Linked DNA regions of Homo sapiens: region 1 is linked to region 2. Evidence: chromatin contacts called from ENCODE Hi-C or POLR2A ChIA-PET data. All regions are on one chromosome and are shown on one strand. Each heading gives the region's core, a stretch centred on a gene start or an enhancer-like site at or near the end of the contact. The rest is flanking DNA. Distances are from core to core; before and after follow the strand shown. Region 1 has its middle 52 kb from the start of LINC00299. Region 2 overlaps LINC00299 (long intergenic non-protein coding RNA 299).

What was found. Hi-C counts contacts between places; a loop is a spot of excess contacts on that map. ChIA-PET counts read pairs that join two places held with the same protein, here RNA polymerase II (POLR2A). Pooled maps may share reads with other maps.
Region 1: a map of GM12878 shows a loop between it and region 2 (2.1-fold over the local background). The contact joins two enhancer-like sites. A Hi-C loop is called at or near these places in 3 of 168 maps with a recorded cell type or tissue (GM12878, PC-3 and right lobe of liver), 27 of 37 single-sample maps with no recorded cell type and 13 of 50 pooled maps. POLR2A ChIA-PET finds 5 or more read pairs at or near these places in 4 of 52 experiments (GM12878, PC-9, T-cell and 1 more).

What each region holds. Positions count from the first base shown.
Region 1 is chr2:8,378,936-8,381,635 of GRCh38, forward strand. No RefSeq gene overlaps it. Among named protein-coding and RNA genes, the nearest start is that of LINC00299, 52 kb to the left of the region's middle. Within about 2 kb of position 1,301, at least 5 of the 41 ENCODE cell types and tissues checked have a DNase peak (open chromatin) inside an H3K27ac peak, as active enhancers do.
Region 2 is chr2:8,300,706-8,303,405 of GRCh38, forward strand. All of the region lies in intron 2 of LINC00299 (long intergenic non-protein coding RNA 299), which reads right to left. Among named protein-coding and RNA genes, the nearest start is that of LINC00299, 26 kb to the right of the region's middle. RefSeq lists enhancers at 1-521, 1,627-1,686. Within about 2 kb of position 1,451, at least 17 of the 41 ENCODE cell types and tissues checked have a DNase peak (open chromatin) inside an H3K27ac peak, as active enhancers do.

The DNA of each region.
Region 1 (2,700 bases), core at 51-2,550, 78 kb after region 2:
CAGACATTTGATTCAAGTCAACAAGTGCATCCTGAGAATCAATTCTTTCCCATACAAAGTGCTAGGCATTTTGAGAAATACAAGAGAACCAAAGATTTCAGCTCTGCTCTCAGGAAGTTTTTTGTCTCTTGAGCAGTACAAGGTTGACATATGTGAAATAACCATGAGCCATTAAGACAGTAAGGATAATCAAAGATCCAAATAAATAGAATAAATACACGTATGATGGAAATTCCCAGCGTCAGTTGCACACGCTCAAACTGGCTCTTCTCTCTCATCCCCAGCTACACAATGGCTGATGAGAACTGGCCTAGAATCTTGTCTCCCTCTTTTATAATATATTAACACCAAGAGCAGCAATACACCAAAGTTCAAATATGGTAACAAAAATGATGACAATGCAAGATTTTTTACTAACAAAGATACCCTGAGAGCCTGGCAACCAGGCCACGCCAACATCGAAAGGAATTAATTTTTTTGGTTTCCAGCACTGAAGCTTCTCACTCAGGATTCCAACAAACCACTCTCCCTGGTGACCTGAAGACCCAAACGGTCACTATCTCATCCCTGCCCCGTAAAGAACGTCACACAAGGGCACTTGTTCTACAGTCGTGGTCAAATAGCCAGTGGGAACGCTTTGTTCCAATTTGGAATCTAATTCTGTGATACGTGTAGATTATAATACATTGCAATTTTTCTTCATTCTCTTTGCATGTAAATTAATCCACTGCACTGGAACTACTACTTAAAACAAAGGGTGTTGATTTATAGTCAGTCTCTCCCTCATAAATCACACCTGCAGCGTGGTGCTCAGGGCCCGCCAGGCTGTGCCAGCACTTACCTTTTATAAATGATGTGGGGTGACCTCCCATTGTGAAGCAGCCTGATACAATCCCATTCTTCCTTCCCACATTCACTTTTCCTTGGCTGGTTATTCCCACAGGGACTTCAGACCCTGTGTTTGCAAGCATGCCAGTTGTGTTCTGTTTTGTTTTATTTTTTACATTAAGGAGTGTCAAAATTAAAATCTATGGCTTTGCCCCCCTGTATTTGCTATCTATGGAAATACAGCTGTGCCTCTTGTCCCCTCCCTTGTAACCAACATGCCTTTCAGCATCTCATCTGGGTCACTTTTAGAGTCAGAAGTCTGACCTTTCAAGAGCCTAGAGTGCGAGGGGGCAGCCGGCTTTCTCATTCAGCAGAGGAAGCTGGCTAATAACCACAGAAGTTCCCCCATGAAGTGTTCTGTTGGGTCTTAGGGGAGAAATGCTCAAAGTCCGTCATTTCCCGTGCATCTGGTTTCCCTGCCACTTTCAGAGACCTACAGGAAGCCAGGCGGAAGGCGTGTCAAGGAAGCAGGGACTCAGGATAGCAGCCATGCCTGGGAGAGCTAAAATCAGCCCTCACCAGACCCTTTCCTGATGGAGTAGGCAGTGTCAGGAGAGAAAAGGGTGACAACATGTTCTTAAAGCCCAGGGTAGTGACAGCAGGTCCCTGAGCCCAGATCTGAAAACGTATTTATCTTTCCTGAAGTCTTGAGATGTTAAAGGTTCCTAGTACAATACGCACAGCAGAGCTGGGAGCATCCCCTGTATATATTGCCCTGTTGTTAACGGCTGTTATAATGGTAATGGTATTGTTACAAGAAAAACTTTAGATAAATTAATTCAACAGAGTTTAATTGATCAAAGAACAATTCTCCAATTGGGCAGCGCTTGGAACCAGAAGAGAGGCTCAGAGAGCTCTCCACTCTGCAAGTGCGCAGGCAGCATTTATGGGCAGAAAACAGAAGTGTGGTACAGAAAGGGCCTGACTGATTACAGGCAGCCTTTGCCATATTTGAATGTGGTCTGAACAGCTGGCGGTCTGGGATTGACTGAAGTTCAGCTGCTGTGATTGGCTGAGACTCAGTTATGATACAAAAGTATACTTCAAAGGTGGGCTTTCAGTGAGTTTACATACTAAGTTACCTTGCAATTTGTTACCCAGGGACTCAAAGTAGGGAGGCCTCCTCAGGCCACATTTAGCTTAATTTAACAGTGTCATTATTAACAAAAGTGAGGGGTGGGCAGCTTCACCTTCCTGTTAAAGGGGATGGGAGCCTCTGGTCGGCCTCCACTGGGTCACCTCGGGCAAGCCACACAACCTCAGCAGGCGTCACTTTATTTTCTAGTGCAGTGAGCATAGGGGCCATGTTTTAACTTACTTCTAGCTGTAAAGTTAAATTATTCTGAGATGTATGCAATCAAGGAAGATTGATGTTTATTAGGAAAGCACTCCCCCAAAAATTTGGTGTAAGAACCAGTTAAGTGTTACCTAGTGGGAAACATTTGGGACATACTAGGTTTCCTTATGGCAGGCCTTCTCAGAACATTTTTTGGGTCTTCTTTTTTTTTTTATTGTTTTCTTTATTTTATAGGATTATTTAAGTTACAAAAAAAATACATGCTCCTTATAAACAATACAGAGGTTAGTTAATTAAATATGGATAACCTCACCTTCGTTACTCCAATACCAGCCCCAGAGGTAAATAACACTAGGGTTTGGTATGTCTGCATCTTCCCAAAATCTCAGGTCCACCAGGACTCTCTAGGAGGAGGATGGAGCAAGAAACCTTACCCAAATTGTTTGACCATCCTACCGTTTTTCACATAGCATCTCACAGGTCTGTGTCTTGCTCTGGTTTACATACTAAGGGAA
Region 2 (2,700 bases), core at 201-2,700:
CGTCTTTCCCCAGTGTGCATTTGCCTAAATAAATGTCCTAGATACCTTTAGGAGAGAAGTGGGGGAATTATTGCTGAATGCACCTGCTGTAATATGGTACCATCCTTCCTGGGAAGAGCTCTGCTCCTCCTTCAGTCAACAGATTCTGGGGCTGAGAATTAGCTCCATTCAAGAAACTAGGCAAAAGATCCTGACTTTTGTACCTCCTGGTAATCCACACGTGCTTTCTTGTAGAAATTAAGCATTGCCCTTGTTGGGTGCCCATCTATCTCCTTCCTAAAACAATGAGCCTATTGAGAGCTCTCTGCAGGGCAGGAACCCCCTGGGTGCCCCACTGATCTTGCCTCTCATTGTGATCATGGCCTCTGCCTTGCATCCAATGGTGAGCATACCACCTGGCCTTTGTAATCCCAGGATCCTGTCATCCCCGTTGCTACCAGGAGCCAGTTCTGTGATTTCATCATCTGTCATCAGCTCTGGCACATAGAGCACAGCCATTCCTGAGCTCAGTGACTTTGGGGCCACTCTCACCAGTGCATTCCTTTGTACATGGGAAGTCCTCCAGGCCATCTCGTGAAGATAGTCAGCACCATGGATGCTAGCATGTCCACTCCAGCATGGCCACTTCTCTGAGCCATTTGGTCCCTCTCTCCACCATCTGCCTGAGTGTGGGTCACTGCTTTCTCTAGGCTTTTAAGCAACATCTGAGTTGAGTCTTAGCATTCTCTCCAGGGATCTTGACCAAGATGCTTAATCCTGTACCACCTAGATTGCTCCCTCTCAATAAACTCAACCTTATTCGATTTTATATCTACACTCTTTGATCCAATCCCATGAATATATTCCCAGGTCCTCTGCAACATATTAGCTCGACCCCACAGCTCCTTCACCTGATATCCCCTTTTGGCCAAGCCAGCCCAGCTCATCCCCAGTCGGGCTGTGCTGAGATTTGGTTCTTGTTATTCTTTGGTTTTGCCAACAGGAAAGATGAGGGTAGATCCTGATGGGTCAAGCATTGTCTTGTATGATACCTACCTCATTTGAGACCTCTGTATGATCTTCAGAAAAGGAAAGTCTTGCTTTTTTTTTTTTTTTTTTTTGACCGAGTCTCGCTCTGTTGCCCAGGCTGGAGTGCAATGGTGCAATCTGGGCTCACTGCAAGCTCCGCCTCCCAGGTTCAAGCAGTCTACAATCTTCTACATGACATGAGAAATAGGCCATTTCTGCAGGCCCAGGGGACTCAGGGGCATGTAAGTGTTCAGGGTTCCCAACTGTCCAGGGCTCCCACCCTAAGTGTAAGGGTCTCACCTCTTTCCCATTAGAGCCCTGTGTCTGAAGGACTGAGAACTTAACCTACTCAGGGTTCAGACTGGTCCTCCAGCCAACCTGCCTTCCAGCTGCAGATCATCGGGGTTTTCTTAAATGCTGCCAAGGAAGTGCTCTGGCTTTCACAGTTTGCCTGAAACCAGTGATGAGTCATCCTGCGCCTCTGCCTCTCTCTCTTCAACACTCAGTAGCCTCAGCCTCAGCCACCCAAGCCCACAGGCCTTCTGGTTATCATTTCATCAGCCGGCCACCTGCTTCCTCTCCAATTTTTCATTAGGGCCTGCAACTCACAACCACGTCCAGTGTCAGCTGCCTGAAAGTCTTCCTAGAAACAGAGTCTGAGATGGAAATTGCATGCAGAGTGCTGATCAGAGGGTGTTCTCGGGAGATTCTCCTGTAAAGAAGTGAGAAAGGCAGGATGCTGCAGAAGCTGAAGCTGGCTGCAACGAGGCTACACTTGGAGCCACCCCCAGCCAATCCTAAGTGGCGCTCTCGAGCTGGGACGGCCCATCAGAGTTGTCCCAAGTTGAGGCAAGAGGGCCGAGCCTTTGCGTTCCTTCCTCGGTCAGTTTCAGAACCTGGGGGATATGACCTGAAAAGAGGCCATTCCCTGCAGCAGGAGGGGGCATCCAGTGCGGGCTCTGCCATGGCCATCATCAACTGTCACTGCAGCTAGCGGGGAGACCTGGGCAGAGCACCCCAATGGTCACTGCAGCCGAAAGAGGACTGCTTGTCTTTCTGCTCTCACACCCCTTACCTAGGGAAGAGCAGAGAAAGGGTTGCTTGAATGGGAGGAATAGCAAAGAGAACAAAGAAATCCCAATGAGGGGAAACCTCTCAGCGCACCAGCCTCACTGTGTGCTGAGAGGCACCCACTGCCTTCCCTGCACTCCTTAGATCTTGTTCATGGGTGGTTGTTTGTTGTTGTTGTTGTTGTTGTTGTTGTTGCTGTTTTTAATGTAAGAAACAGAATCTTGCTGTGTTGACCAGGCTGGTCTCAAACTCCTGGCCTCAAGCGATCCTCCCCCCTCAGCCTCCCAAAGCACTGTGATTACAGGCGTGAGCCACTGCATCCAGTCTCATTCATCTTTTTGTACCATATTCTCTGTCCCACCACTCAGAAATATCTCAGGTGCTGTACTAGTGCCTTACACATCCTGGACCCTCAGTGCTGTCTCAAACTCCTGGCCTCAAGCAATACTCCCCACTCAGCCTCCCAAAGCACTGTGATTACAGGCGTGAGCCACTGCATCCAGCCTCATTCATCTTTTTGTACCACATTCTCTGCCCCACCACTCAAAAATATCTCAGGTGCTGTGCTAGTGCCTTACACATCCTGGACCCTCAATGCATAGCATGGTAGCACCAAAAGGT